3 separate regions of the Homo sapiens genome follow, and all the other regions are linked to region 1. Evidence: chromatin loops called from intact Hi-C (ENCODE). Cell type or tissue: mammary epithelial cell. All regions are shown on one strand.

The links. Peaks named below come from ENCODE experiments on the same cell type or tissue, not always from the same donor. Only the 100,000 strongest peaks of a DNase experiment are listed, where the experiment ranks them.
Region 2: a loop joins it to region 1, with 8 times the contacts of the local background. A loop is called at or near these places in 12 of 110 quality-filtered maps.
Region 3: a loop joins it to region 1, with 6 times the contacts of the local background. A loop is called at or near these places in 2 of 110 quality-filtered maps.

What each region holds. Positions count from the first base shown.
Region 1 is chr4:180,827,184-180,829,683 of GRCh38, forward strand. No RefSeq gene overlaps it. Among named protein-coding and RNA genes, the nearest start is that of LINC00290, 330 kb to the right of the region's middle. RefSeq lists an enhancer at 1-1,165. In mammary epithelial cell, a CTCF peak has its summit at 1,435; a DNase peak (open chromatin) is centred at 658; H3K4me3 peaks cover 221 bases; H3K27ac peaks cover 1,609 bases.
Region 2 is chr4:181,142,428-181,144,927 of GRCh38, forward strand. The region is part of intron 2 of LINC00290 (long intergenic non-protein coding RNA 290); the gene reads right to left. Among named protein-coding and RNA genes, the nearest start is that of LINC00290, 15 kb to the right of the region's middle. In mammary epithelial cell, a CTCF peak has its summit at 1,022 (motif pointing right); no DNase peak of the experiment used is centred here.
Region 3 is chr4:180,908,024-180,910,523 of GRCh38, forward strand. The region is part of intron 2 of LOC105377568 (a long non-coding RNA gene); the gene reads right to left. Among named protein-coding and RNA genes, the nearest start is that of LINC00290, 250 kb to the right of the region's middle. In mammary epithelial cell, a CTCF peak has its summit at 1,456; no DNase peak of the experiment used is centred here.

The DNA of each region.
Region 1 (2,500 bases):
TTTAGCTTTTGCTAGAATTTCAAAAGCTACGTAATTATCTGCACACAGTGTCTTGTATCTTGGAACAAATGTTGCAGGAGCTGAGATCTGCCGCTGCTGAGGACTGGGCACTGAAGTTCAGCCACAGTCCAACACGTGAGGTGACTCCTAGGTCAGAAGGAAGCAGAAGGGATGAGGCTGCAGGTCCCAAGGATCTCCCCGTGAGGTGACAATCTGGGTGATATAACAAGCAATGGTGAGATAAAAGGTCACAGGGATGCAGGACACAGTGTGAACCACTCTCTCTCTCTGCTATGTGGAAAAGCTTTCACTTTCACTTTCCCAAGAGAAGAGGGAATTGTCACATCCTTCTTTCCAAGTTGATGTTTCTCTAATTCTTTGCCCCATCCTGTTGTATGTTTTGTGTATCTTATCCCCAAAACTATTCCCACAGCAGCATGTTTAGCTAGTGACTGAGCCCAGTGGGGACAATAATGTATCAGCTGCTTTATTAGAAAAAGGAAGAGTGGGGGGCTGGCAACCAGTTTCCATTTGGGAGGACTCTGTCATGGTGAGTAGACAGGACGATGACTCAGCAGTTATATGATTTTCAGGTTCTGTATCCTGAAATTGTCTGAACATGCAGTAACACATAGATGAGGGCTTACTGACAGATGCGTAGCTTGCACGTACAGTTTCTTTTCTTCCCAGAACTTGTCTAAACATTGGAGTCATTTGTTGCCTTGGGCCTCACTGCCTGAAGCATCTCTCTTCCCTCTGAGTTCCTGACTCCAGCTCCGTCTGGCTGCAGAGCAATCTCAGGTCTGTGTCCTTAGGTGTTTGATTCCAGCCGAGACCTGGCAGAACTTCCTGCCTTCCAGAACCAGCTATGTCAAATACACATCGCGATTATTTTACTGAAGGGGCTTCAGCCACCTCCGCACATTGCTCAGGCTGAGTAAAAAATAGAGACCATTAACTGCGTGTGTACCTTATTACAGAATTAACATTTAATTCTTATGCAGTGTGTGAAAAAATGTATTTCACCTCCAGAATATCCCATATACAATCTTAATTTTAATAGAAAGAATATGCTCTGCTATGTGACGCTTAAGATACTGGGACACACAGTAATATACAACTGATATATGCTGATGTGGCAGGTGTGTTAAGTAATTCAGATATTTTTACAGCAAAATTAAAGCAAATTAATGAAGATTAGTATCTGAGGTTTGCCAATCCTCTTGTATAAATAAAATAAACATGAGGAATATTTACCTTAAATGGAACCTTGAATTTATCACTTGTATCACTTGCAGAAATGAGAATTTGTTAAAATAAATACAGGGCCTATGTCAATGGTAAAAAAAATTAAAATTTTACATTTCTACTTGTAAGAGCATAATTCCTTTCAAGAATAAATAAGTAGCACATTGTATCTGGACAACTAGGTGGCGCTGGTGTATTATCCTTTCAATCCCAGAAAAGCAAATTCAAATATCATCTTATATATTCCAGCTCAGTGGTCAGACATGCATGTGATCCTCAGCTGCACGTTTCAGTGGTAATTTAGAAGAGACTCATGAGTGAATATTGGAAGTGCTGTCACTCTGCAGGGAACACTAACTACTCTCTAGCTTCCCATTGGCATGTTGCAGATACAGACCTTGAATTCAGAATCTTACTTTTAAAATTTCTAGAAAATCTGGTATTCTTCTGAAGGTAGGAAGCATTTTGAATTAAAAATGTCTTTGGAAATGTGGATCCTTACAGATACCAGAATATTTAAGAGAGATTATTCAAAGCAATTTTGTTACCATCAGAGGTTTTAAAAATGAAATTTCACAGGACACAGCCAAAGGGACGCTTGTAAGTAATTAGATCCTACATAAAGACAGTATTTAAATTTCAAATGTAGACTTGCGAAATTACATAATAACATCAGGTACTTGTGTCATTCTAATGGTTTTAGGCGCTGTTTAAGTACTTTGCATATATTAACTCAATTATTCCCACAACAGCCTTTGAAGTATTGGATGAAGTTACTGGGAAACGGAGAGAAGCGGTAACTTGCCCAGTGCCAAGCAGCTACAAGTTCTGGGACAGAGCTTCAAATACAAGAGAATTTTCTGTCTTGGTCACTATTCTTTCCACATTGCCTCTTAAACAGCCTGCATAAACACTTCTTTAAACAATTTTAGTGTGACACAGATGCTTACAGTGCAAAATTAAAATAAACTTAACAGATAAATTAGAATTGGACATTTGTCTGATAGCAACATGATAGCTATAAGATCAATAACTTTCCGTCACAGAAATAATATAGAATTTAAACTTTACTTGCATATAATCTAGATAGAAAAATTTGCATATAAGAAAAAGAGTGTGAGACACATCAGGAAATGTATCAAGATACTGTTGAACTGGCTCATTTAAAACCTGAATACCCAGGGGACATCACCAATATTGTCCTCAGATAATGATGTAGAAATGCATTTCCTTGAATATATGCTTATCTTTA
Region 2 (2,500 bases), 320 kb after region 1:
CATAGCTGCTATTAACATACCCTAGCACACCTTTAAACAAGGCAAATGCTGAGGTATAGCAGCACTGAATGAAGGAAGTTAGAGGTAGCTAAGAATGGGTAGATAGCAGTCTGAGAGGAAAGACAAGTTATAAATCTTGGAAAATTGTGATTTGTTCCATCATTTAGTCTTTCAATATAATGGTTTGTATCTATATTTAATCTTTTGATCTTCTATCTATAAATGCATTATCATCCATGGGTGACCGTGATGATGGGGGAGGGATTCAGGCTGGGGACAGTGGTGGATGCCTTCTGTTAACCACCCTACACCTCCTATCAATGCCTTTCTCTCCATGGCCCATGCCTCCAGGGGCAAAGGGGACTGGCTTCCCTTGATCTCAGGTTTGCTGTTGGGATTGGCCAATGAGGAGCATCCATAGGAGATAGGAAGACCTGGACCCTCCACAGAGGTCACCTGCCTGTCAGACCACTCGCTCCCCAGAGCCACTGTCCCTTTGCGCCTTTAGAACTAGGTAGTAGGGGCACTGGTTACTACTCTTGGAATTCTGCAATATCATTTGTGGGTTCCTTCTATCCTGCCCATACTTCCGTCAGCGCTTTTTAGAATTATTAACTCTTCTCCAATAATCCAGTTTTAATGTGCTGTCTGTTTCTCTTGGAATCTTGAAACACACAGGACCAGGAAGGCTTTCTGAAGGAACTACATAAAGAGTTACATCTTGAAGGTGTTAGGAGTGTATGGGAGAACACGTTGGAATAAGATGCAAAGGAAAAACGAGATTTCAGTCAGAAATAGCAAGGTGTGAAAAAAAAGGGAAACGGCTGGGTTTAGGTAACAATAAAAGGGAAGAATGTACTATTTACTGTTTTTAAGGTGTATTACAGACTCCAGACTTATGGCAATTATTTCAAGACGTTTGCCTACTAGTAAGCTCTTTGCGTGGTGAAAAGAAAAATCCAACTCCCATACTTTACCTTTATGTGATATTACATTGCGCAACCTACAAAACTGCCACCAGGTGGCGCTCACGCAGTAACTTTGGAGCAGCAGCAAGCAGTGAATGTTAAAGACGCTGAATTGGAAATATTACTGTCGAACAGATGTTCTTGTCTTTGATGCTGTATCTAAGTTAAGGTAGGAATGATGAGGTCAAAAAGGCTAATAAATTTATTATGTGGTGGAAAAGTTATTTCTCCTTGCCTATGAGACAGAAAAGCCATTATTTTTAAAGCATAATGCTAGCTGAGCTTTGTTCACTGTGACACAAAATTCTCCTAATCCTCCTCCTACTTTTATTATTCTTTGTGTGATATGTGTCTTTGGTTGTGAGTAAAGAAGAAGAGATTATAGTAGTTGCTGTAAGCTGACTGCTTAAGAGTTCAGTAAATTTAAATAAATCTGTTGCAGAGAAAAACATGCCTTGCACTGATCATCCAACGGTGAATAAAAAATGTAGACAGAGCATTTATGCAAAGAGGCAAATGATGTGCGAGAATGGCACTGCCCGTAAACAAAGCAGACAGTTTGACAAAAGTGTTTTTCCCCCACTTTGATCAAATAGACTACAGCATCTTTGCATCCCACTTGTCAAAGTGCGGAATCTGTTTTCCATCTCTCTTTATTCCTACCTTCACCCAATCCCCACCATGCTTTCATTCAGGTCTCCTCCCTGAAATGAAATAGGCTGTTAGTAGACTGCAGTTGATAGCATCCAACTGCAGATAATGAGCGATGCAACAGAAATGTCTTGGGTTCTTCTTCTTTCTCCCACCTTCTTCCCCAGCGACAAGGTCTGCAGACTTTCATGGGTAAATTCTGTTACAGGGAGAGTGAGGAGGCCAGATAATTGCCCAAGCTGCCTCTTCCATAGATTGATATTAGGGACCTTGTCCTCACCATTGCACACCTGGAGACCTGCTGACTTATCCAGTATCAGATGAAGGATTTATGCACACAACTGTGAGTGTGGGGAATTCTCAGGAAGTGAATTGTTTACACCAGAAGATTCACACTCAGGATGTCAGTAAATATTACCCCAATTACTTTTGCACCAACCTAATACTAATCAACCCCAGAGATGAGGTTTAGCATCCCCATTTTACGATGACAAGAACGAATGGACAGAGAGTTCAAGGGATTTACACAAGATGTGCAGCTACAAGGAGACGGAGGCCAAATGTGCATGCGAATTAAAATCTCAAATGACTAGTGTGGAAATTGAAAGAGGATTGAATAAAATTGAGCTCTTCTTTTCCAACAATCACCCTTCTGGTAAAAAGGTACCAGAGTTTGTGACCCATATGTATCTTATTTCAGAAAAGATTTATTGGGAAGGAGGATATTTTTGTCCAGCTTTTGGATTAGGCCAGTGATCTAAATGGGCTGACGAGAAGTAGTGACAATAATCACATCTACTGGACAGAGCATCTGTAAGGGCATGAAACCTGGGCAGTTGCTGCGCTTACTGGGGCCCTGTGCTTGGCTTAATGCTGTGCTG
Region 3 (2,500 bases), 81 kb after region 1:
AGAAATAAAATGAGAGTTACTGTTTCTTTTTTGCTATCCGCTTTTAATTGTATATTGACATAAAATCTAAGAGTATTTCAACAAAGAAAAATTGAACAAATAGGCATATTCCCATCAATGGGAAGGGAATCATTTTAGGGAGGTCTGGATTTTTTTTTTTTTTTTTTTTTTTTTTGAGATGGAGTCTTGCTCTGTCACCCAGGCTGGAGTGCAGTGGCATGATGTCGGCTCACTGCAAGCTCCACCTCCCGAGTTCACACCGTTCTCCTGCCTCAGCCTCCCGAGTAGCTGGGACTACAGGTGCCCGCCACCACGCCCAGCTAATTTTTTTGTATTTTTAGTAGAGACGGGATTTCACCCGTGTTAGCCAGGATGGTCTCGATCTCCTGACCTCATGATCCGCCCACCTCAGCCTCCCAAAGTGCTGGGATTACAGGCGTGAGCCACCGCGCCCGGCCTGGATTTTTTTTTTCAGATCACTGGATTTTAACATAATAAAAACATGAGAGAGCTTATTTCCTTTGACCATTTGGGACTTAGATTAAGGCCAGGAAGACCTTATAACTGCTTGTTGACTTAGGGAACATTTTTCCCTACATGTTGCCTCTTCCTTTTCTTTACATTTTTTTCTTTTCGTTATTCTATAATAACTTTTATTGCCTCCATTATTATTTAATTCACATAGTTGGTTTATTTAAATTCTTGGTAAAATGAGATAAAGTTGTAAGAACAATATGTACTACCCTGAAAAAGGTAATCAATAAATAGCAACAGTCAATTCATGCCAGTTTCCATTTTTCTTCTTGTCTTTGCTTCCTCTGACTATATGAACTATTAAGTACTATACAAAGCTACTCATAGTTGTTTAGATCTGGCTTGATAGTGCTGTTACTAACTGGGTAATATCAGCCACTCTTAAGTTGTTCAGAACTCTTCTGGGTGTGTCTGGTTCCCCTCACAACCAGAGTTAGCTCTTCTGGCTTTGGGCTTTGCTAGTTGTGTGCTGTAAGCTTTCTGCCCTTTCGAATGGAAGTCTAGCACTGGGTATACATATAGAAGAGATAGGAGTGATTCTGGTCCCCAAGAATGTCTTCCCTAGATGTTATATTAACCATGCTTCTAGCTTCAGTAAATTTGATGCTTTAACATTTGTCCTACATGCATATGCTGTCCTTGTTCTGGACAATCCAACAATCCAATATGCCTGAGTCACCCGCCGTGAACCCCTGCTTACCTGATCACTCCCCATCCTTGAAATAACAGTTCCTCCTTGTGGCATGCCTTTCAAATTTCAAATACAAATAAATGCATTCAGAGTTCACACCACCAGCCACCTTCTTTACTGGGCTCTCACACGCTGGGCCACCATGCACCTGCCCTCATCACACCAGAGCCAACACCAGACAACTAAGGACAGATGCCCCAGAGCTTGCTGCAATTATGCAAACTCACCAAAAGGGGGCCTGCCTACCCTGTCCTTCCTCTTCCTTCCCATGGAAACCACAACAAAGGCTTTTGCCTACAGTTTCCTCTCTCCCTTCTGCCTCTTGAGGGACCCCAGTACCTTCTCACATGTCCCCCACCATGGTGTGGCATGCCTCCTCTTCCAGGGACCTGTGGGTAACAAACTATCTTTTCAATAGCAGCTATTTCCTGATCTGTTGGCCTTACTGTACCTCAAATTTTCTAGTAGTACATTATATTTTTTAAAACTTGTATGCGGTTAGAAGGAGATGTGGATACCTGAACACAGGTAGTTTGATGTTTTCATACCTCTCCCTCTCCTGGCCTTGAAAATGAGGAAAAGAAAAGTCGTAGAACCCTAGAGCTGAAAGGAAGCCTGAGGGATGGGCCCAGGGAAAGATATGAAAGACTAGTTGAGGGGTTGCCAAGCTTTTCATATCTCACAAAGGCCCTGCCTGGAGCACTGTGGTCAACAACCCTGGGGATTCCATTCACCTCCTAATCTAGGAGTGTCGCCCCTGGAGTTGTGCTACATACAAACTGCACAGCGGTATGTTTTAGCCCAGAAACTTTCTTTGTCAAAGGGGAGAGGGACCCTGTGTGTTTGCTGAAATTTCTTATGAAAGTTGTCTTTGAGCAATTGTGCATTGGTAAAGCTCATATATAATGTAAACAACAGAAGGCATCAGATCTCCTTCCGGAGCAGATAAAGGCACTAGATATTGGCTACTGATACACAAATCCACTATTCTAATAAGAAGCCTCAGAAGAGTTCCTTCATATTTTTAAGGAAGTTGTAAATGTTATGCAATATGTTTATGTCTCTTAAAGTGTAAAATTTCCAATTTCTATAAGCAAGAATATTATGGAAACAAGCATTTAAATTGCTGTTTATTCTTCATAGCTAAACATGTTGGAAGAGCACAGGACTAGGATTATGAATGCAATTTCTGAAATCATACAGGGGCAACTGGAAACATTTTTCAAGTTGGGAAATTGGATTGACTATATGATAAAATATGGCAGTTGTATGGAA